Regions from separate parts of the Homo sapiens genome. Here regions 1 and 2 are each linked to region 3. Evidence: chromatin loops called from intact Hi-C (ENCODE). Cell type or tissue: gastrocnemius medialis. All regions are shown on one strand.

Region 1 (8,000 bases), 98 kb after region 3:
CTAAATTGTGTTCTGCAGCTACCAACTTGCCTGCCTTTTCAATAAATTCAGATTTCATCTTATGAAATGTGTTAATACATATATAGCTCTCATAAAGTATATTTACTATAAAGACACGTATACATTATCACATACAACCACATATATGTACACACCCATATATATTCCCAAACAGGAAAATCAGTAAACTGTGTGTCTCAAGACCTTCAGTGTAAGTTTAAAAAAACTACTATATATACAATGGAATATTTTTCACCCTTAAAAAAAAAAAGGAAATTCTGTCATTTGTGACAACATGGATGGAACTGGAGAACATTTTGCTAAGGGAAATAAGCCAGACACAAAGACAAATGCTGCATGTATTCACTTATATGTGGAATCTAAAACAACCTCAAAGAAGTAGAGAGTAGAGTGGTGGTTAAAGAAATCTGGAGTGGCCAGGTGTGGTGGCTCACGCCTGTAATCCCAGCACCTCAGGAAGCCAAGGCGGGTGGATCACGAGGTAAAGAGATCGACACCATCCTGGCTACACGGTGAAACCCCATCTCTACTAAAAATACAAAAATTAGCTGGGCATGGTGGTGTGTGCCTGTAGTCCCAGGTACTCAGGAGGCTGAGGCAGGAGAATTGCTCGAACCTGGGAGGCGGAGGCTGCAGTGAGCCAAGATTGTGCTACTGCACTCCGGCCTGGCAACAAAGCGAAACTCCATCTCAAAGAAAAAAAAAAATCTGGAGTGAGCCGGGCATGGTGGCTCACGCCTGTAATCCCAGCACTTTGGGAGGCCGAGGCGGGTGGGTTGCCTGAGGTCAGGAGTTCAAGACCAGCCTGGCCAACATGGTGAAACCCTTTCTCTACTAAAAATATAAAAATTAGCTGGGCGTGGTGGCGAGTGCCTGTAATCCCAGCTACTAGGGAGGCTGAGGCAGGCAGGATAAGCGCTTGCATCCGGGAGGTGGAGGTTGCAGTGAGCTGAGATTGTGCCATTGCACTCCAGCATGGGCAACAAGAGCGAAACTCGGTCTCAAAAAAAAAAAAAAAAAAAAAAAGGAAGAAAGAAACCTGGAGCGGGAAGAATAAGGAGATGACGGTCAAAGAATACAAAACCTCAGTTATTCAGGAGGAATGTGGGTTTTTTTTAAGTTCTACTGCACAGCATGAATATAGTTAATAATAGAGTATTGTGGCTGGGCACAGGGGCTCAAGCCTGTAATCCCAGCACTTTGGGAGGCCGAGGTGGGTGGATGACAAGGTCACGAGATCAATACCATCCTGGCTAACATGGTGAAACCCTGTCTCTACTAAAAATTTAAAAAAATGAAAAAATTAGCTGGCCGTGGTGGCGGGCGCCTGTGGTCCCAGCTACTCTGGAGGCTGAGGCAGAATGGTGTGAACCCAGGAGGTGGAGCTTGCAGTGAGCAGAGACGGCGCCACTGCACTCCAGCCTGGGCAACAGAGCAAGACTCCGTCTCAAAAAAAAAAAAAAATAAGAGTATTGTGTATCTCCAAATTGCTAGAGGAAATTTCAAATGTTCTCACAAGATGTTAAGTATTTGAGGTGATGAATGCATTAACTAGCTTCATTTAATTATTCCACATGATATTCATGAATCATAGCCATCACTTTATACCTCATAAATTTATACATTATTATAAACTGTCAATTTACAGTTAAAAAAAAAAGTTGAAGAAATCCAGGAGGAAGTCTCCATCTCCCTTTTGTTTTTTTGGCAGGGGACAGGGTCTGGCTTTGTGGCCCAGGCCGGAGTGCAGTGGCACAAGTGTAGGTCACTGCAGCCTCAACCTCCTAGACTCAAGCAATCCTCCTACCTCAGCCTCCTGAGTAGCTGGCACTACAGTTGCGTGGCCATCATGCCTGGCTAATTTGTTTACTTTTTATAGAGACGATGTTTTGCTATGTTGCCCAGACTGCTCTCCCAACGTTTTTTTTTTCTTTTGTTTTGTTTTGTTTTGTTTTTACGGAGTCTGTCACCCACGCTGGAGTGCAGTGGCATGATCTCAGCTCACTGCAATCTCTGTCTCCCGGGTTCAAGCGATTCTCCTGCCTCAACCTCCCTTGTAGCTGGGATTACAGGTGTCTGCCACCATGCCCGGCTAATTTTTTGTTTTTGTTTTTAATAGAGACGGGGTTTCGCCATGTTGGCCAGGCTGGTCTCGAACTTCTGACCTCAGGAGATCCGCCCGCCTCGGCCTCCCAAAGTGCTGGGATTACAGGCGTAAGCCACCGCGCCCAGCCTGGTCTCCAACTTCTGAGCTCAAGCAATCCTCCCACTTCAGCCTCTCAAAAAACGGTGGGATCACAGGCGTGAGCCACCATGCTGGGCCTCCATCTCCTTTTAACAAAGGAGTTAGAAAATAAAAATAAAGTAAAATAGAAGAAAAAAAAAACTCTCACAAAACCTTAAGAAAGGCCGGGCGCGGTGGCTCATGCCTGTAATCCCAGCACTTTGGGAGGCCGAGGCGGGTGGATCACCTGAGGTCGGCAGTTCGAGACCAGCCTGACCACCATGGCGAAACCCCGTCTCTATTAAAAATACAAAATTAGCCGGGCGTGGTGGCATATGCCTGTAATCCCAGCTACTAGGGAGGCTGAGGCAGGAGAATCGCTTGAACCTGGGAGGCGGAGGTTGCGGTGAGCCGAGATCGCGCCATTGCACTCCAGCCTGGGCGACAGAGCGAAACTCCGTCTCAAAAAAAAAAAAAAAAAAAAACTTTACGAAAATAGCATTTTATGGTTCTTCAGAAAAGCAAAAAACACTCCAGTGTACTTCAAAGAACACGGCTTTAAAGTCTGCCCCAAACTATTCTCTGGAAAATATCCTCAAATGACAGAAAAACAATAACATGCCAATCACAACCTTTACCTGAGCGTCCTGCGCCTCTCTCTCTGGCACCTGCAGGCACTGGGAGCGGAACACCTTCCAGCTTCGGGGTGAAGACAAAGGGCCGTGAGGGCTGCACCCCGACTCCAGCCCGCCGGCCCGCCCCAGCCCGCTGGAAAGGACACCCCTGGAGCAGCTCTGGGACTTCCCCGCCTACCTGCGCGCACCGCCGGTGCTACAGCCGGGGCAGGCGCACGCGAACACGTGCAGCAGACGGTGAAACGGGGAGCCTTCCAGCGGGCAATACACCTGCACGACCAGAGCGAGCGGCTGCCCGCAGCGCTGACACACGGGCCTGGGCGCAGCCACGGTGGGCAGAGCATCCTGAGGGGACAGAGGAGGCGCTCAGACCCCGACTCCCCCCAGGACCTCGCCCACTCCCTCCGCACCCTTCAGCAGCACCCATCGACCCCAGCTCCGGCACCCGCCCTCACCGGAATGCCGCCCAGCTTGCTAGCAGTCCAGGCACCCGGCCCTGTGGGGCTGCCGTGCACCGGCGCATCTCGAAGGCCCAGCAGCACCGGCTTCAGAACGGCCGCCATGGCCGCCGGGCGACCAGGTGAAAACGCAAACTACGGCGGCCTCTCTGCGCACGCGCAACGCTACGCTAAAATGATAACCCCGCTCCCTTACTAGGATCCGATGCGGAGGCGTGGCTTTAAGGCGCGTGCGCTCAGGTCCCAGAGCCACAGAGGCGCCGCTGGCGTCAGGGGCTCGAAATCCCGGAGTCCCAGGCATTATGTGCCCCTTAATGCGCTGTGATAGGAAGTACACACCATCTACTAGGAAGTAGTTTTGCCAAAAAGCTAACTTTCTTTTTTCCTTTTTTTCCTGAGACGAGGACTTGCTATATTGCCCACACTGGTCTTGAACTCCTGGGGTTCAAGCGATCCTCCCGCCTCCGCCTCCCAAAGTGTTGCGATTACAGGTGTGAGCCACCAGAAAAAAGCCTTCCCGGAAAATAAAAATTTTAGGTGGGATAATGGTATTATCAGTCATTAACAAGAACAATAAAGTTTTTTAAAAAGTTAAAGTTTTTAATTTTTAGAGAAACACACCAAAATGCTTATAGATGAAATACCTCCGATTTGCTACTACATAATTAAGGTGGTGGGGTGTAAATACAGTAAGATTGACCATGAGTTGATAATTGTTGAAATTTGGTGCCAGGCACATGGAGATTTATTCTATTTGGGTTTTATATGTTTGAGATTTTTCAGTTTTTATTTTTGTTTTGTTTTGTTTTGTTTTTGAGACAGAGTCTTGCTGGGTCGCCCAGGCTGAAGTGCAGTGGCGCCATCTCACTGCATCTCAGCCTCCCAGGTTCAAGTGATTCTCCTGCCTCAGCCCCACCCAGTAGCTGGGGTTACAGACGCCCACCACCACGCCCGGCGCCCGGCTTTTTTTTTTTTTTTTTTTTTAGACGGAGTTTCGCTCTTGTCGCCCAGGCTGGAGTGCACTGGCGTGATCCCAGCTCACTGCAACCTCTGCCTCCCAGGTTCAAGCGATTCTTCTGCCTTAGCCTCCCGAGTAGCTGAGATTACAGGCATGTGCCACCATGCCTGGCTAATTTTGTATTTTTAATAGAGATGGGGTTTCTCCATGTTGGTCAGGCTGGTCTCGAACTCCCAACCTCAGGTGATCCGCCCACCTTGGCCTCCCAAAGTGCTGGGATTACAGGCGTGAGCCACCATGCCCGGCCTTTTTTGTATTTTTAGTAGAGACGGGGTTTCACCATGTTGGCCAGGCTGGTTTCGAGCTCCTGAAATCAAGTGATCTGCCCACCTCGGCCTCCCAAAGTGTTAGTATTACAGGTGTGAGCCACCGCGCCCAGCCACACAATACAGTTTTTTCAATTCCTGCAGCACAACATGGGTGAATTTCAAAAGCATCATGGGAAGAAGCCAGACACAAAAGGCGCCATTCTGGTAAACGCAGAACTTCGGAGGGAAAAAAATCAGTTCAATGGTAGTCAGGAGTTGGGATGAGGGAGTAGGACTGGACCACAAGTGTCAGGAACTTTTGAGGGTGAGGAAAATGCTGTATATCTCATCTGTAATGGTTCTAAGACTGTATATACACTTGTGAAAACTCATAACTGTATACCAAAGAAAGGTGAATCTTACTATATGTAAATCACACCCCAATAAACCTGACTTTTTAAAAATGCAGGCTGCAAAAACATTATTTTAGGATTCATAACGTGGTATGCAAAAGAAATGAATGTTTTCAAGGATTTACACCTCAAAGGAGGAAGCACCAGCCTTTGTGAGGTTTGGCTCTAGCCCAGCAAGGATCTGGAGATGAAACCCATTTACTCCTTTTTTTACCACACTTCATCCTGATAGCTTTAAAAGGCCCTGTGATGCTGGGCACAGTGGCTTGCGCCTGTAATCCCAACACTTTCGGAGGCCAAGGCAGGAGGATCTCTTAAGCCCAGGAGTTGAAGATAAGCCTGGGCAACACAGTAGTATTACCAGGGGAGGATCTTGACTACAAGTCGTCCAGGTTCTTGGAATATTGAACAAAGAGGTGGACAAAACACACAAAGCAACAAAAGAAGGAACAAAAGCACAGATTTATTGAAGCAAAAGTACATTCCAGAAAGCGGGATGAGGCTCAAGCAAGTGCCCTGTGTAGAAAATCTGGGGTTTAAGTACCCTTTAGAGGTTTCCTATTTGGTTACACCCTATGTAAATAAAGACTTGGCCTGCCACCAGTCAGAGGCTGAAGTGAATGCTCCTTTGTCTCCAGACCCTATTCTCTGGCCTCAGTGGGATCCTATCACTACAAAAATTTATTTTTTATTTTTCTTATTTTTTTTTTTTTACAACAGTACACTGATCTACAAAAATTTTAAAATGAGCCGGGCGCGGTGACTCACGCCTGTAATCCCAGCACTTTGGGAGGCCAAAGCAGGCGGATCATGAGGTCAGGAGATCAAGACCATCCTGGCTAACACGGTGAAACCCCGTCTCTACTAAAAATACAAAAAATTAGCCGGGTGTGGTGGCGGGCACCTGTAGTCCCAGCTACTCGGGAGGCTGAGGCAGGAGAATGGCGTGAAGCCGGGAGGTGGAGCTTGCAGTGAGCCGAGATCACACCACTGCACTCCAGCCTGGGCAACAAAGCAAGACTCTCAAAAAAGAAAAAAATTTTTTTTTAAATGAGCTGGGTGTACTGGCATGCATCTGCGGACCCAGCTACTTGGAAGGCTGAGGTGAGAAGATCACCTTAGCCTGGGAATTTGAGGCTTCAGTCAGCTATGATTGTATCACTGCAGTCCAGCCTGGGCAACAAAGACCCTGTCTCTAAGAAAAAAAAATTTTGAATAGGCTGGGTGTGGCGGCTCACGCCTGTAATCCCAGCACTGTGGGAGGCTGAGGTGGGAGATCTCTTGAGCCCTGGAATTCAAGACCAGTCTAGTCTGGGAAACACAGCAAGACCCGCCTTGCTGGGCGCGGTGGCTCACGCCTGTAATCCCAGCACTTTGGGAGGCTGAGGCGGGCGGATCACGAGGTCAGGAGATCGAGACCATCCTGACTAACACAGTGAGACACTGTCTCTGCTAAAAAAATATATAAAAAATTAGCCGGGCATGGTGGCAGGTGCCTGTACTCCCAGCTACACAGGAGTCTGAGGCAGGAGAATGGCGTGAACCTGGGAGGCGGAGCTTGCAATGAGCTGAGACCGTGCTACTGCACTCCAGCTTGGGCGACAGAGCGAGACTCCGTCTCAAAAAAAAAAAAGACCCGTCTCTCTACAAAAAATGAAAAAACTAGCAGGGCATAGTGGTACAACCTGTAGTCTCAACTACTTGGGAGGCTGAGGCAAGAGGATTACTGGCTGCAGTGAGCTGTGATCATGCCACTGCACTCCAGTCTGGGCAATGGAACAAGACCCTGTCTCAAAAAAAAAAAAAAGTTGTCAAAAAAAAAAAAAAAATGGGCCGGGCGTGGTGGCTCATACCTGTAATCCCAGCACTGTGGGAGGCTGAGGCGGGCAGATCACCTGAGGTCAGGAGTTCAAGACCAGCCTGCCCAACATGGTAAAACCCCTTCACTACTAAAAATACAAAAATTAGCTGGGTATGGTGGTGTGCGCCGTGTAATCCCAGCTACTCGGGAGGCTGAGGCAGGAGAATAGCTTGAACCCGGGAGGCGGAGGTTGCAGTGAGCCGAGATTGCACCACTGCACTCCAGTCTGGGTGACAGAGCGAGACTCAAAAAAAAAAAATTCCAGTTTTCAATATCTGCCTTTTAAAGCAAAAGAACTACCTGAGCGTCTTGCCAGGAGATGGCAGTCATCCTCGGTCTTGTCCAGGAATTCACCCGAAACAAACATAATCTCAATGCAGTTTTTAGAACCATCGAGTGAACAGAGTATCCAATTTCTGCAGTCACAGAGGTGAGGAGTGGAAAACAGTCTTGGGATTTGGTGACACAGGCCAAGTTGCCGTCCTGACTGATTGTGCCCCCACCCCACTATTGTCTTCTCAGGGCACCTTGCTCCACTCTAGACCCGCTCACCACTTAGTGTTAAGTGTCCGCAGAGGCACAGCCTGCGTCCTGCTGAGCGCTCCTGCCCTCTGCTACATAAAGCACCATCACAGGAAAAAAAAAATCAGAGGCTGAGCCTACAACCTCCTCCGTGGCATCTTTATTTTTCTACATGGGATGTGAACAACGTGAACATGGGTCAGAAAAGTCAGCTGCACAAAAACACTTCAGCCAATTCTAACACAGAGGGAGCATAGACATGGAGGGGCTGGGGGTTAGGCTGGGGGAGACCAGCCTTCCCTGCTAAGGGCTCGTGGTCCAAGCCCACAACCAGAGGGTGCTCTGGGTGGTGTCCAGGAACATGCAGTGCCGGCTCCGGGGAGGAGGGACGAGAAGAGAAAGGGGAGTCACAGAGGAGGCTGCAGATGAGCACGAGTTTATTGGACTCTGGCCTCGCGCTGCTGCTTGATGAAGTTGATGAGCCCATTGGTAGAAGCGTCGTGAGAGGTCACTTGAGCACTGCCATCAAGCTCAGGCTCTATTTTCTTAGCCAGCTGCTTTCCCAGCTCCACTCTGCCAAGAAGGGAAGGGAAGGGAAGA
Region 2 (8,000 bases), 210 kb before region 3:
ATTTTGACTTCAAGAAGTGTTATGCCTCCAACTTAGTTCATTTTTCTGAGGATTGCTTTGGTTATTCTGAGTCTTTTGTGGTTTCTTACCAATTTTAGGATTGTTTTTTCTACCTCTGTGAAGATATCATTGATATTTTGACAGGGATTGCATTGAATCTGCAGATCACTTTTGGTGATATGCTCATTTTCACAACATTAATTGTTCCAATCATGAACATGGGATGCCTTTTCACTTTTGATGTCCTCTTCACTTTCTTTCATCAGCGTTTTATAGCTTTTTGGGTAGAGGTCTTTCACCTCTTTCGTTAAATTTATTCTTATTTTGGTAGCTATTTTACATGAGTTTGCCTTCTCAATTTCTTCCTTTACTAATTTGTTGCTGATGTGTACGAATGCTACTGATTTTTATATGTTGATTTTGTATCCTGTGCCTTTACTGAATTTCTTTATCAGTTCTAAGAGTTTTTGTTGGTCCTTTTAGGTTTTTCTATATACAAGACCATGTCATCTGCAAGCAGAGACTGGGACATCCTCCTATCCAGTCTGGATGCACTTTATTTCTTTCTGTTGCCTAACTGCTCTGGCTAGGACTTCCAGTACTATGTTGAATAAAACTGGTGAAAGTGGCCACTTTTTTTTCTTGTTCCAGATTTTAGAGAATGACGTTTCAATATTTCCTTATTCACTATGATGTTGGCAGTGGGTTTGCCATATATTTCATTTATTATATTGGCATACGTTCTTTTTACACCCAGTTTGTTAAGAGTTTTTATAATGAAGCACAGTTGAATTTTATCAGATGCTTTTTCTGCATCTATTTACATGATTGTATGGTTCTTGTTCTTCCTTCTGTTGATGTGATGTGTCACATGTATTGATTTGTGTATTTTGAACCATCCTTGCATTCCTGGGAGAACTCCCACTTGATCATGGGGAATGATCATTTTGCTGTGCTGTTGGGGTTGGTTTGCTAGAATTTTGTTGAGGATGATGGATATTGGCCTATAGTTGTTGTTGTTGTTGTTGTTTTCTGTATGTGTGTGTGTCCTTGTCTGGTTTTGCCATCAGGGTATTGCTGGTTTTGTAGAATGAGTTTGGAAGAATTTCATTCCCTTCAATTTTCTGGAGGACTTTTTGAAGAATTGGTATTAGTTCTTAAATATTTTGTACAATTCTGGAAGAAAATGGAGCCTGGGTTTTTTCTTTGATGGAGACATTTTATTACAGGTTCAATCTCATTACTTGTAATTGCTCTATTCAGGAGTTCTATTTCTTCTTGGTTCAATCTTGGTAAATTTTATATGTCTAATAATTTACACATTTCTGGTACGTTTTCTAATTTGTTAGCTTATAGTTACTGGTAGCAATCTCTAATGATACTTCGTTTTTGCGTGGTATCAGTTGTGATGTCTACTATTTCATTTCTGGTTTTATTTACTTGGGTCTTTTTTCACAATCTAGTTAATGGTCTGATGATTTTTTTTCTTTTAACAAAACCAACTCTTCATTTGTTAATCTTCTATACTATTTTTTAGTCTCAATTTCATTTATTTCTGCTGTGATCTTTATTATATCTTTCCTCCTGCTAAATTTGGGTTTGGTTTGTATTTGCTCTTTTAGTTCCTTGAAATGCATTAAGTTTTACTTGAAATCTTTCTCTCTTTTTTTTGATGTAGGTAGTTACTACTAAACTACCTTGTTATTATTGCCTTTTCAGTACCCTATAGATTTTGTTATGTTGTGCAGGTTTTATTTGAACTTTTTCTACATTTTTGATGAAGATATTTATTATCAAAATTCTTGCTAATATTGTGTTTGCTGGATCACACAGGCTTTGGTATGTGGCATTTCTATTTTAACTTGCTTCAAAAATTTTTTTAATTTGCTTCTTAATTTGTTTATTTGCTCATTGTCTCATTTTTATATATTTGTTCATTTTAGAAAATTTATCTTGTTATTGATTTGATTTATAGTGTTACTTCATTGTGGTCAGAAATGATACTTGATGTGATATTTTCATGCAGGCAAACGATGTATAATAATCACATAAGAGTCAACGGGAGGCTGGGTGTGGTGGCTCACACTTGTAATCCCAGCACTTCAGGAGGCCAATGCAGGCAGATCACAAGGTTAGGAGTTCAAGACCAGCCTGGCCAACATAGTGAAACCCCGTCTCTACTAAAAATACAAAAATTTTTATTTTTTGTATTTTTAATCCCAGCTACTTGGGAGGCTGAGGCAGGAGATCATTTGAACCCAGGAGGCGGAGGTTGCAGTGAGCCGAGATTGCACCATTGCACTCCAGCCCAGGCAACAGTGCTAGACTCTGTCAAAAAAAAAAAAGAAAAAGAGTCAATGGGGTATCCGTCACCTGAAGGATTTATTCTTTGTGTTACAAATAATCTGATTATACTTTTTCAGTTATTTTAAAATATACAATTAAATGATTATTAACTATAGTCATCCTGTTTTCCTATCAAATACTCATTCTTTGTTAAATGTTCTTATGGAAAGAAATAATATTTTGCAGCTGTTGGATGAAATAGTCTATAAATATCTGCAAGAGCCATTTGATCAGAAGTGCAGCAATTGTGTCAAGAAATTTTGAATTTTTCCACATATATATAAACTTCCCTGTTTTCTTGCCAGTTTTGATTTCTGGTTTCATTCCACCGTGGCTAGAAAAGACACTGAATATGGTTCTGATCTTAAATTTGTTAAGACTTGTTTTCGAATTAACTTGTCTTCTATCCTGGAGACTGTAGTGTGTATTCTTGAGGAGAATGTCTTCCGCTGTTGGGAGGAAAGTTCTGTGTGTGTCTGGTAGATCCATTTGTTCTATGATTTTGTTTAAGTCTGTTATACGTTGTCTGTCTAGATGGTCTGTCTATTATTAAATGTGACATGTGGAAGTCTCCTACCATTTACTATTGCCATTTTGTTAACATTTTTGTTTGCCCTGTAGTTCTTTTGTCCCTCTGTTTCTACTCCCTAGGTGTCCTTTCACTGTGACCTAGGGTGGAGAGGAAGACAGTGGGAGCATCCCCCCAACAGTTTTCTCTCCTTGGTTCCTGTGTCCCAGCATTGTGTTAACTGTGCTGCCCATTGTTGTAGGCGTGGTCCTCCAAGTCATGGAACCTTATGAACTAAGTTATGGGATTAACCATGCTTTACCCACACTGCCTTAGCTTATCGATCTGTGTGATCTGCCTGGCTTCCTGAAGAAATGGATCTCTGGAGAGACTGTGTCCCCTTTGGGCAAGCCTTCTTTAACAGAGTCAGTGTGCTAAATTACCTGCTATTATGGCCTGTGCTAAAATATTTACCCATAGCAAAATGGTTCTGTTTAACCTCTGTACTTAAAATCACTTTACTAATTAAGTACTGCTCTCATTGGAGACAGAAATGAACGTAGGGACCTAATGGTGATTTTTCCTGCTGTTGGCACAGTATGGGCGCTAACATTTGGCTGTGAAGGACATTTTCCTCCTAATTGTTGAAGTTGGAGCTTTCCCATTCACAGAAAGACCTTAGAGGCTGATTTCTAGCGGTGCAAAAAGAAAGAATTGAGAAGCTGCAGTATTACTGTAAAACACCGGCGATTTGCCACATGAAGAGGATTTATATTTCCACTAGGTGGCGCTGTTGGCTTAGAAATAACATGTGCTCGCCAGAGGCAGGATAGAGATGCTTGTTGAGTTGCTGCACGTGGTGTTTGCTGATCTTTCCTAACAGAACTGTTTCCCTGAACTGTAAAATTTCCTGCACACTGCACACACAGAGGATAGGAGACATAGTGACAGCAGATAGAAAAGAAAGGAAAATTTTGTGACAGGATAGCTGGAGATCCATGATCAACACTTGGATGGGCTGTTGGAGGCTGGGTTCAGTCCCGAAGCCTTTGAATAATGCCAGGGTGTGCCCTGGACAGAAATTCTCAGTTGCCCTAGGACTTCTCCCAGCCTCATGTGATGGCTAGGAACTCTGTGGAAAAAAAAAAAAAAACTGGTTTGAAGACAGCCTTGAGATTAAAGGGCAGATTTGAGGCTCACTCCATACTCACCAGTCCGATGTTTCTATCTTCCATTCTGATCCTGATCCTGGATGAGAACCGCCAGATGAAACAGCTTGGTTGACTGGGGTATATACCCTGTTTCTTTGTCTCAGTCGAAAAAAATTCAGGACGCGAATACACATGAGGAGTGGGTTTAGGAGCAGAAAGTTTAATAGACAAAGAAGAAGAAGAGAGAGAAAAGGCTTCCTCATGCTGAGAAAGCAGGTCGCCCAAGAGAGGGTCTCCAGTTTGCAGCAGGATGCAATCGATTTTGTGCAGAGGCTTAGGGAGGTGGTGATTGATTTACATAGGGCCCAGGGGATTGGTTTGACTAGACGTTCCATTTGCATAGCCTGCAAAAAGACTGGCCTTCCCACCCTACTCTTTTATTATGCAAATGTGGTTCTACCTGGTGGGTCACCATGATTCCTACACACACGGTGACAAGGAAAAGGAGAGCAGGAACCACCATATTCAATGTACCTGGCTTCCAGGTACCGCTGCTGGCATTTACATATGAAAGCTCCTAGTTTTCATATATATCAGGCTGCTTTCTGTCGGAGAAGAAATGGTTTGGGGCTGCTTTTTATTAAAGGAAAATTCCACCGAGAACTTTTACCCTTTCTAGCTGCCTAAAAATAATTTCTTAATAAATCCTGTATTAGAAAGACCCAGGGCTCATGGTTTGGAGAGTCTCATGTGCTCGAGAGGCTGTAGGCCAGGAGGTCAGAGCCAAGGGTCTAAAATTGAGGTTGAGTGGTGCCATGGACACAGGAGGTCCTGGAGGTTCCCAGGCTAGCCTACAGAGCTGAACAGCCAGAGCCAGCCCACAAGCTCAAGGGCTAGCTGAATCCCCCTTCCTGGCCCTTCCCTGCGTCATTGGTGTCTGCTCCCTCCTCTCTACCTCCTCATTCACGAGGTTCCTTTTCCTCCCAGATTCCCAGGGAAAGGCCTTGGTGGGAGAGTACCTTGTCATGCTCTTATTTTAATGCTGAATTTAGAGAAAAACCATATAATACCCTTTTGAATTTAGTCAATATATTCATACATAGAATTTTTGCAAGATTTATTTTTACACTTTCTACCACTTGTTTGAACTTTTAACTTCATATTTTCTAATTTAAAACAATTCTTTAACCCTAGGCAAGAATTTATATTTTTATGCCTCTTATAACCTTTTATTAAAATACATTTTACTGTTGCTACACACCTCACATGTAAATCTATTTCCAGTAGTCTCAATTACATATCATAATGGTAAGTTGGTGGGAGGAGAATAAGCACTCCCACCCACTGCCCTAGAACCAGCAGACCCTCCACCCAGACTAAGGTGCAGGCACACACAGCTGCACTCACCAGCCCACTGAGCACATGCCTCTTGTCCTCGTCTGCCAATTTGCCATTGAAACAGTTCTTCAGCTTTCTAGCATTGGACAATATTAATGAGGATGTTCAGTATTGTGCCACATGATCAACATATTCATCAGGGGTTCCCACCAGGAAGAGATCAACATCCTTTGTCACAACTGGGCAGATGTCACAATCTGGAACACAATGACACGTGGACAGACCCTTGAGAGACACTCATCAGAGCCTACACATCCCTTTCCCTCCATGTATGCTCAAAACTGCCCTTGGATGCCATCAAAGCCCCAGCATCCACATCCCCAGGCATTCACAGCCTGGCACCTACTTGCCCTGGAGATCAGGAGCACGGCAGTGAAGAGCAGCCCGAAAGTAGGAGCCAGCTTCATGGTGCCAGTGGCAAGTTCGTCAGGCCCCATTTGAGGCCCTTTTATACCTGTGCCAGGTCTCACAGTGGGGCAGGAAAAGGCCTGTGTCTTTCCATTTGCTGATTATCTCCCCCTACCCATAGATGTATGAGGAGCTCCAATGTGCTGCTACATCCTCAGGGCTCAGACCAGGACCAACACAAAGTAGATGCTCTATAAATGTCTGTTAGATGAATTGAAGGGACATCCCCATTGCTCTGGAGTCTATAAACTACATATTTTTAAAACTTATTTTGGTTTCTTATTTTTTTAAGACAGAGTCTCCTGTTGCTCAGGCTGGATTGCAGTGGTGCAATCAGAGCTCACTGCAGCCTCAACCTCTCAGGCTCAAGCCATCCATCTTAGCCTCCCAAGTCGCAGGGACCACAGGTGTGCACAACCAAGCCTGGCTAACTTTTTTATTTTTAGTTTTTGTAGAGATGGGGTTTCCCCATCTTGCCCAGGCTCATCTCAAACTTCTGGACTCAAGCGATCCTCCCACCTCAGCCTCCCAAAGTGCTGGGAGAGACACTCATCAGGCATGAGTCACTGTGCCTGGCCTCTGGAGTCTATGAACAAGAACTTTTACAGATACTTACTGTATATTTGCTTATTAAATTGCTTTGTATTAGTTAAATAAAGTGAAAGTTTTCAGTACTTTGTCAGTTCAGAATAAGGCAGTTTTTGGCTAGAGGTTCTTGGCTGACCTTTTCTCTGAGTCAGTAGTGACAGAATAAGGTTTGCTGAAGCTGCAGAGTCAAAGGTAGAATGCAAGGTTTTTGGCCTTGATTAGAACCTTGTACAAAACAGGATTCATGTCTGGTAAGGGCTCTTGGTTGAGAGGTGCCAAGCAATGAGCTCCAGCTGTCAGCTGTTCATCATGTCTTCTGGTGTGTGACACTGTCTTAGTCCTGCCTTGCTTTTTTATGGCCTTGGTAGTGTTGAGGTGGTGGACATCGTCAAATGCCCACCAAGCTGAGTTTGGCATTTTTTCTCATAATATTTACATTGGGATTAGGATTTTAGGGAACACACCCTGGAAGTGCAGGACCCTGTGACATCAATGTCTAGGCACTGGTTATCACTTATCACTTGATTAGTGTCATCTGTGTTGGCTTTCTCTACTGTTTTTCCCTTTCCCTACTATTTTCTTGGGAAACATCCAGCACATACTCAAGGTGGGAGGGCAGTAAGCTTGATGGTGGCTAGATGTTTCTGAAGACAAGAGTAGGGTGGCCAGGTGTGGTGGCTCAAGTGTACAATACCAGCACTTTGGGAGGCAGAGGCAGGAGGATCCCTTGGGCCCAGGAGTTCAAGGCCAGCCTGGGCAACATAGTGAGACCCTGTCTCTTAAAAAATAACAAAATTAGCAGAGTGTGGTGGACTGTGGTCCCAGCTACTTGGGAGGCTGAGGCAGGAGGATTGCTTGAGAGCCTGGGAGGTTGAGACTGCAGTGAGCTATGATCACGCAATTGCATTCCAGCCTGGGTGACAGAGGAAGACCCTGTCTCTAAAAAAGAAAAAGAAAAAAGTAGGAAATGGGGAAAACAGTAGCAGGGAGGGGAGGATCTATATATATATAATTTGGAATTATTCTGTAAGGAATATCTGTCTTTTCTTTCTCATTTATTTATTTGTTCAATCATTTATTTGTATTTTTTTTCTTCCCTGTTTTTTTTGTTTCTTTTCTTATTTCAATAGGTTTTTGGGGAACATGTGGTGTTTGTTTACATGAATAAGTTCCTTAGTGGTGATTTCTGAGATTTTGGTGCACCCATCACCCAAGCATTGTACACTGCACCCAGTGTATAGTCTTTTATCCCTCACCTCCCTGCCACCCTTTCCCCTGAGTCTCCAGTATCCACTGTATCATTCTTATGCCTTTGCATCATCATAGCTTAGCTCCCACTTATGAGTGAGAACATAATCATTTATTTTTATCAGTATAGACTCACATGTAGTTGTCCCTTTGGATTTATGGGGAATTGGTTCCAGGACCTCCCATGGACACTAAAATCCACAGGTGTACAAGTTCCGTATATAGAATGGCATAGTATTTGCATGTAACCTGCACACATCCTCCAGTACACTTTTAAGTCATTCCTAGATTACTTATAATTCCTAATGCAATGCCCACATACAACTTCCTTCACATGGATTCAAGATAGCGCT
Region 3 (8,000 bases):
TGGGCGTGGCAGGTGGGGGGAGGCACAGGTGGGTGGGTGTGACAGGCACACAACCATCACTGCTGAGCACCTCCCTACAAAGCGCCAGGGGGCCCAGGGCTACCAGTCCTGAGGGCCCACAGGGGGGCTGGCATCCCTGGGGAATCCTTGGGCCCTATGCCCTCCTGGCAGCCCTGTGACACATGCCCCAGGTCTGGGATGGTGGCCCAGCAATGCCCTCAGGGCCAGGGAAGTGGGTGGAAGGAGAGGAGCCGCGTCCACACTCCTCCTGAGTTTCCTGAGCACTCTCCAGGATCCCAGGCCACCCTGGGGTATCCGGCCAGGGACTAGGAACCTGGCAAGGGCCTGGGCCTGAGATAGGTGAGCTCCTTCCACCACCTCAGGCCTCAGGGCCCCTCCCACCTCTGAGCCCCCACCCAGGCTGGCTCCCAGAGTCCCCCATCATCCCCATGAAATGTGTGCACATGCCCCTCTCCCAGGTCCCCACCAGCCTCTAGGGAACACGCCTACCATGGGGGCGGGGTGGGGGCAAAGCCTCCAGAGCTGGGCTGGGTGGAGGCTGCAGGTGGCCCTGATGCTCCCCCCTCTCCCAGACCTGTTCTTGATCCCCACCCCAAGGTTCTCCTGGGCCCCACAGGCTGCGCCTACTCCTAACCCTGCAGCCAGCAAAGCCCTCACCCCTCCCGAGTGTGGCACCGGAAGTCCTTGCTGGCCTCCTGGCCAGATGAGGGCTGCCAGACCGGACGAGACAGGACCCCGTGATGGGGAAGGGCCTTCTCTCGGCCTCTGCTCACGAGCTAGAGACCAGCCTCAGGGTGGGGCTGGGTGGGAGGGATGAGCACAGCTGCACCCTACCCAACTCACCCCAACCCCCAGTCACCCTCTGGCCCACACTGCTCCCCACACCTCTGCCCAGGTCTCATAAATCCTGCCCAGTGGCCCCTCCCCACACAGCCCCCCAAGAGCAGTTCCACTTGGGATTGTCATGGTACCTGCAGCTCAGCAAGCTGACATCTGTGCTTCCCACCCCAACAGGGGCAGGGAGCCCGGATGAAGAAAGAATGAGGGCAGAGGGCACCCCATGCCCAAGACCCACCCACCCCAGGACCCTCCAAGAGGCCATCAGGGCGACGCCAACACACACACAGACACACACACACACACACAAACAAACACACAATTACACCCCACAGTGTGGTCACTTACAGGAGGTGAGCCTTTTCCACTGGTGGGTCAGGCCTCAGTGGGGTCACTGAGAACCCACCAAATCCTCCCAAATCCCAGCGTCAGGGCTCTGTTGGTCTCGCTCCAGTTCAATCCCTCTCTCCCTCTCTCTCTGCAGCTTATCCTGTCTCCGTATCTTTCCCCCTCATTCTCGGAGTCACTCAGTCTCCCTCTTAAACAACAGGTCTCTCTCCCACTCCACCTCCCACCATCTCTCCCAATCTCTCTCATTCATTTTCTGAAATATTCAATCCCTTTCACACACGACTTTCTCCGTCTCTCTCATTGATACACACACTCTCCCCCCATCCCTGTCTCTCTCTCACACACACACACATGCACACACACACGCACACAGGCAGACTCAGCCCTCCAGGGTCTATGTCTCTGAGCTGAGCCCCGCTGAGAGGCAGGCTTGTCTGGGGATTGCAGGGAGCACTCACGCCCACATAGGATGTGTCCACGTGGACAGCGCTTGGCCCTTTATGTACCCACTGTGGATCCTTCACTAGGCAACCAGGCTGGACTTGGACCAGTGCAGGTGGAACTAAGCCAAGACCCTGAAGGCCAGGGCAGGGTCAGCTCCAGCCTCAGCACTCGCCCTAATCCAGGCACGGTGGAGAGTAGCGTGAGCCACCAGGCGGGCCCAAGCTGAAGAGCTCACCGCATAGCGGGGACAGGGATGGCAGGAGACTTGCCACTCAGACCAGGGAAGGATGACAGGGACCCCAGGCACAGGCACAGGTGTCAGCAGAGACCACATCAGTGGGGGTCCCCTTGGGCAGGTGGGGGGTGGCATCCAGGGCTGGAGGGTCACAGGCCACTGGCATGGCTCAGCCCAGTTCTCACACAGCATCCTCCATCTCTATAATCATGGGGTCAGTGTCACCCCTGGGCATGAAATGGAGATACTGCTGTTGGCAAATGAGCTTGGAGAGCAGAGGCCAAGACTTCTGGGTGTCAAGTGAGGTGTCACAACTGGGGCCTGACTTCATAGAGGCCAAGGTTTCTTCATAGAGGAAGAAACCCCGGGAGAGTGGCTCCCACGGAGGGAACTGCCATGCACAGCTCCGGGGGAGGAGGTGGAGCAGTGGCCACCAGCCCTGACAGAAGGCAATGCGGGGCCCAGGGGCCCAGAAAGAAAGGGCAGAGTGTGGCCTGGTGAGGCCACTGCCCCAAGGGCCTATGCAGTCCCTTGACTGCGACCTTTGACAAAGTGTGTTACTTGGGTGGGGTTGGGGGGACTCCAAGCTGTGATGACTCAGGCCAGCTGGCAGGAGCGTGCATGGTGACCGGGATGGAGCAGGGTTCAGTGAAGCAACCCCATGGATATAAGCACAGGGCCCACCATGGCACATGCAAAGGAAGGGGAGGAGAAGGACCGGGTTGGCAACAAGGAGAAACCCGGCTCAAAGCAGGTTTGAGGGAGGAAGCAGAGAGGACAGTTCAGAGGACAGCTTTGCAACTGACCAGTTAGAAGGCAAAGGAGCCCAGGCCAGGCACGGTGGCTCAAGCCTGTAATCCCAACACTCTGGGAGGCCAAGGTGGGCTCGCTTGAGGTCAGGAGTTTGACACCAACCTGGCCAACATGCTGAAACCCCCTCTCAACTAAAAATACAAAAAGTAAGGCCAGGCACAGTGGCTCACGCCTGTAATCCCAGAACTTTGGAAGGTCAAGGCGGATGGATCGCTTGAGGCCAGGAGTTCCAGACCAGTCTGGCCAACATGGTGAAACCCCGACTCTACTAAAAATACAAAAATTAGCCAGGCCTGGTGGCGCACACTTGTAATCCCAGCACTTGGAAGGCTGAGGCAGAATGCTTGAACGTGGGAGGCAGAGGTTGCAGTCAGCCCAGATCACGCCACTGCACTCCAGCCTGGGCGACAGAGCTAGACTCTGTCTTTAAAAAAAAAAAAAAAAAAAATAGCTGGGCGTCATGGGGCACACCTGTAGTCTCAGCTACTGGGGAGGCTGAGGCATGAGAATTACTTGAACCCTGGAGGCAGAGGTTGCAGTAGGCCCAGATTGTGCCAACGCACTCCAGCCTGGGCGACAGAACGAGACCCTGTCTCAAAAAAAAAAAAAAAAAAAGCCGGGCACAGTGGTACACACCTGTAATCCCAGCACTTTGGGAGGCTGAGGTGGGTGGATCGCCCCTGAGGTCAGCAGTTGGAGACCAGCCTGACCAACATGGTGAAACCCCATCTCTACTAAAAATACAAAATTAGCCGGGCGTGGTGGCGTGCGCCTGTAGTCCCAGCTACTCGGGAGACTAAAGCAGGAGAATTGCTTGAACCCGGGAGGCGGAGGCTGCAGTGAGCCAAGATTGTGCCACTGCACTCCAGCCTGGGTGACACAATGACACTCCGTCTCAAAAAAAAAAAAAGAAAAGAAAAGAAAAAGCAGCTCAGCTAGCAGGAGAGAGCCAGCACCGGAGCCTCCACGCCTGGACTTTACTCTCTGGCCCCAGTGGGATCACCTCCTCCAAGAAGTGGCCCCTGGTCCTGCTGAAGGCCCCACTCTAAGATGCAGCGCTCTCCACGCTGTGTAAGTCCCTGGCTAAGGCTCCCTGACCACCCCTGTACTTGCCGGCTCAGCCCACCAGGTGGCGCCCGCGCCATGCCTCGGCCCTGCTGGACTCCGAAGCCGCCACTTCCCTGCGGGCGCCTCCTGGTGTTTGTTCCCTTGGGCTCGGCCTGGACAGCCCTGCTGGTTCCCGGAGCCTAGCCCAGCCCCGCGAGTGATTCACAGAACTCACACCTGACGGTGGGGGAGGAAGGGGAGAGCAGCAGCCAAGAGGTGGGTCCAGGCTCTCCCAGGGGCGAGTGACTTCAGTCCAGATGTCCCCTGAACCCCTGGGGATTCCGCATCAGGACCAGGGCCTCCCATGTCCAGACCCCACATTCCCGTCAGTGTGTCCCGGGGAGCACGGAGGGACCTCCACACTGCATTTCATGGGGCGACCGCCCTTAACACCCGGACACACACGGAACCCCACACTACCCTAAAGTCTGAAAGGTGGACACGCGTGGCGAAGTTTTAGAGGAATTTCAGGACAAAAGTCCTGAAACCACAAGGTTCTTACCACCTGAAAACCAGCTCCGTAACAGACAAACTAGACACTTGTGAGTTTGCCGGCATTTGCTTTAAAAATAACAAGGCTGGTCCAAGATCTTAGAAGAAAATTATATTCTTTTAAAGAAAATGAAAATATCCTCAAGGGAAAAACTTAATTTAAGTCAAATCTTGTCCTTTTGTCGTGGAGCCCCTTGCCCCGCGCGCAGACACAGGCTTTCCTGAAGCGTGGCCAGGGCGCCCCTCTCATCGCTCCTGAGCGTGACCCGGGGCTGGAGCCGCACGGGGATTTTCCCGAGCTGAGCAGGGGGGTCGGGGGGCCCAAGCCAGGAGCCCTGGAAGAGGGAGCAGGGCGGCAACTGGGGCCGCAAACACCCATCAAAGTCCCCAGGACCAATTCCCACAGACACCACGTGGCCACAGGCAGTGCCCTTTGCAGGCCCCCTCCCCAAGGGTGTCACCCCTCACCCCCTCCTGGGACCCCGCCTAAACCAGGCACCCTTCCACCCACCAGCAGGAACTGCGCTAGGAGATGCAGGAACACCCATGTCCCCGCCAGCCCCGCCTTCCAGACCACACCCTGCCCGGGAGTGCGCTTTGCGAGGTCGGGGTCGGGGGGGAGGGCGGGGGCCAGGCCCCTGAACAACAGACAGCAGCTCCCACCCAGCAATGCAGCCGGGTCACCTCGCACCCCTGGCCAAGGCAGGGGCCCTCTCCAGCCTGGTGACCCACGGCCTACCCTGAGGCTGCAGGGCACAGGGGGCCTCCAAGTGGAAAGCTGGTGATGGGGTGGGTGGGAGGCAGGGCCCGCAGGGAAGTGACTTGAGCAGGCACAGACGGTGAATAAATAGAAGCTTCCACGCGGGGGTCCGGCCCCTGCAGACAGCAGCTCGGTGGGAAACTGATTGGAGGGAGCTCCCCTGACGCTGACCAGGGCCACCCACGCGGGCCCTCCCTCCACACCCACACCCACCCCGGCCCAGGGACGGGTTTTCCCCTGCTCAGAGCTCAGTGACGTGCACAGTGGGTGAGGGAAGAGGCCCAGGTTGGAGGCGCCGCAGGTGGCAACGACGACACAGTAGGTGGCCCGCCAGGGGATAGCAACGGCGTCCCTCCTCCCCGCTCAGCTGCAGCCCGCAGTCCTAGGGAAGAACACAGCCCCCAGCCCCAGAGTCAGCAGACAAGCGCACATCAGAGGTCACGGGACGGGGGAGGGACGGAGGGGAGGGGCAGATCTGCAGGGTGCCGCAAAACAACATGAAGACTCTTCCGCCGGGCGCAGGGGCTCACACCTGTAATCCCAGCACTTTGGGAGGCTGAGGCGGCTGGATCATCGCTTCGGTCAGGAGTTCGAGACCAGCCCAGCCAACATGGTGAAACCCTGTCTCTACTAAAAATACAAAATTAGCCGGGCATAGTGGCACATGCCTGTAATCCCAGCTCCTTGGGAGGCTGAGACTGGAGAATCACTTAAACCCGGGAGGCAGAGGTTGCAGAGAGCAGAGAGCCTGCCATTGCATTCCAGCCTGGGTGACAACAGCGAAACTCCATCTCAAAAAAAAAAAAAAAGACTCTTCCTCTGCCAGAGGGGGTATGGGAAGCCCGGCGTGGAGCACTGGAGACTGGAGCTGCCTCTCAGGTATCCAAGAGGAAGTCACTGGATATAAGTCAGACTGCGGGGAGAGGGCTGAGCAGTCAACATGGGTGTCAGCATAAAAACCTGATGGTTTGGGTGTTTTTTGTTTATTCGTTTGTTGTTGTTTGAGACAGGGTCTCTCACTGTCACCCAGGCTGGAATGCAGTGTCTGGATCCCAGTTCACTGCAGCCTCGACCTCCAGGGCTCAAGTGATCCTCCCACCTCAGCCTCCTGAGTAGCTGGGACCACTGGCGCACCCTGCCACGCCCTGTGAATTTTGTTTATTTTTTGTAGTGATGGGGTTTCATGTTGCTCAGGCTGGTCTAGAACTCCTGACCTCAAGTGATCCTTCACCTCGGCCTCCCAAAATGCTGGGATTACAGGCATGAGCCACCGTGCCTGGCCTGTTTTTTGTTTATTAGACAGGGTCTCACTCTGTCGCCCAGGCTGGAATGCAGTGGTGCGATCTCAGCTCACTGCAGCCTCAAACTCCTGGGCTCAAGCAGTCCTCCCACCTCAGCCTCCCAAGCAGCTGGGACTACAGACATGTGCCACCATGCCCGGCTAATTTTTTTCCCCTTGTATTTTGTAGACATGGCGTCTTGCTATGCTGATCAGGCTGATCTTGAACCCCTGGCTTCACAACCATCCTCCCACCTCGGCCTCCCAAAGTGCTGGGATTGTAGGCGTGAGCCACCGCACCCAGCCAAACGTGATGGGGTTTTTTGTTTTTGTTTTTTTTGAGACAGAGTCTCGCCCAGACTGGAGTGCAGTGGCATGATCTCAGCTCACTGCAAGCTCCGCCTCCCGGGTTCACGCCATTCTCCTGCCTCAGCCTCCCGAGTAGCTGGGACTACAGGCGCCCGCCACCACGCCCAGCTAATTTTTTGTATCTTTAGCAGAGACGGGGTTTCACCGTGTTAGCCAGGATGGTCTCGATCTCCTGACCTCGTGATCCGCCCGCCTCGGCCTCCCAAAGTGCTGGGATTACAGGCGTGAGCCACCGCGCCCGGTCACGTGATGGTTTTTAAAGACAAAACAGGAGACCACCTCTTCCAGGGGGTGCAGATCACTAGAAAAGAGAAGACGGCAAACAGCAGAACCTTCCATGAGGAGGTGGGAAGAGAACAGGCCTGGGCAGAAGAGACTCAAGGAGAAACGAAAGTGAAGACAACCACAACCTGGCAGCCCCGAGGGCAAAGTGAAGCAAGTGGGTGGAGGAGGGAGCGGCCCTGTGCTCCAAGCTGCTGGGGGGCCCGGAAGGAAGTGTCCACCAGTTCCCACCACACAGGGGTCCCTGGAGCAGGGTGAAGGGATGAATGCCACCCCCGGGTGGTCTGAAGAGGCAATGGTGAGAGGACCTGGGAAGCAGGGGGCGGGCTTCAAGTACCCTATCTCGCAGTTTTTACCGTTGCGGGCTCGGGGCTGGAATGCTGGCGGCTTTGACCCGTTACCCAGAGCCCCTGACACCAACACCTGGCCCGCCCTGCGCAGGGAAGGGAGCTGGGCTGCTGCAGTGACACCACATCACTCCTTTCCCTGGTCTCCTGTCTGTCCCACCACAGGCCACTGGCTGGGCCCTGCTACCGACCGCTGCACACCAGGCCAGGGAGGAGTGCGGGGTCCCGGAGGTATCAGTCCCCATCCAACAGCCTCGCGGCAGCACAGCACCACCACCAGCCGCCTGCCCCGCTCTCACTCTCAGCGTCAACCTTTTGCTGCCCTCGGTACTGGACAATCTGCAGGGGACCGCACAGTCCACAGGACGGCCCAGCAAGTGGAGGGACGCGGAGGTCCTGTTAGGGCTGGAGGGGAGCCCTGGCCCCTCTGCAGACCATCCCTGCTCCTTGTCCTCCCTCCTGGGTACCCTGACACAATCGGTGCTCCCATGGGGCCACTCGCCTGCACCCAGGAGACCTTGTCACCCAAGGGATCCCTGATTGCTACTGCAGATTCCCCACCGCCACTTGCTCTGCTCTTGCTGGGGCGCGGTCGCCGGCAGCCTCCTGGTTCTCCTGCCCAGGCCTCCTCAGTCTCCCTTTGTGGCCACTTCGCCTGTGTGT

Evidence for each region. A loop is a pair of places that touch in the nucleus more often than their neighbours do. Peaks named below come from ENCODE experiments on the same cell type or tissue, not always from the same donor. Only the 100,000 strongest peaks of a DNase experiment are listed, where the experiment ranks them.
Region 1: a loop joins it to region 3, with 5 times the contacts of the local background. A loop is called at or near these places in 8 of 110 quality-filtered maps.
Region 2: it touches region 3 in a loop (17-fold over the local background); 67 of 110 quality-filtered maps call a loop at or near these places.

What each region holds. Positions count from the first base shown.
Region 1 is chr19:34,399,874-34,407,873 of GRCh38, reverse strand. GPI (glucose-6-phosphate isomerase) reads right to left here. Exons shown (of 18, transcript NM_000175.5): 18 at 5,461-7,973. The coding sequence ends at 7,838. PDCD2L (programmed cell death 2 like) reads right to left here and starts at 3,475. Exons shown (of 7, transcript NM_032346.2): 1 at 3,336-3,475; 2 at 3,059-3,225; 3 at 2,884-2,944. The coding sequence starts at 3,443. In gastrocnemius medialis, no CTCF peak of the experiment used is centred here; a DNase peak (open chromatin) is centred at 3,513; H3K4me3 peaks cover 1,328 bases; H3K27ac peaks cover 1,287 bases.
Region 2 is chr19:34,708,512-34,716,511 of GRCh38, reverse strand. It overlaps the pseudogene SCGB1B1P. Among named protein-coding and RNA genes, the nearest start is that of ZNF181, 22 kb to the left of the region's middle. In gastrocnemius medialis, a CTCF peak has its summit at 3,624 (motif pointing right); a DNase peak (open chromatin) is centred at 3,671.
Region 3 is chr19:34,497,571-34,505,570 of GRCh38, reverse strand. It overlaps WTIP (WT1 interacting protein), which reads right to left. Exons shown (of 8, transcript NM_001080436.2): 8 at 1-5,442. The coding sequence ends at 5,302. Among named protein-coding and RNA genes, the nearest start is that of WTIP, 20 kb to the right of the region's middle. RefSeq lists enhancers at 1-320, 1,331-2,152, 6,413-7,299, 7,300-8,000 and a silencer at 3,702-3,761. In gastrocnemius medialis, a CTCF peak has its summit at 3,842 (motif pointing right); DNase peaks (open chromatin) are centred at 3,870, 4,860 and 5,250; H3K27ac peaks cover 517 bases.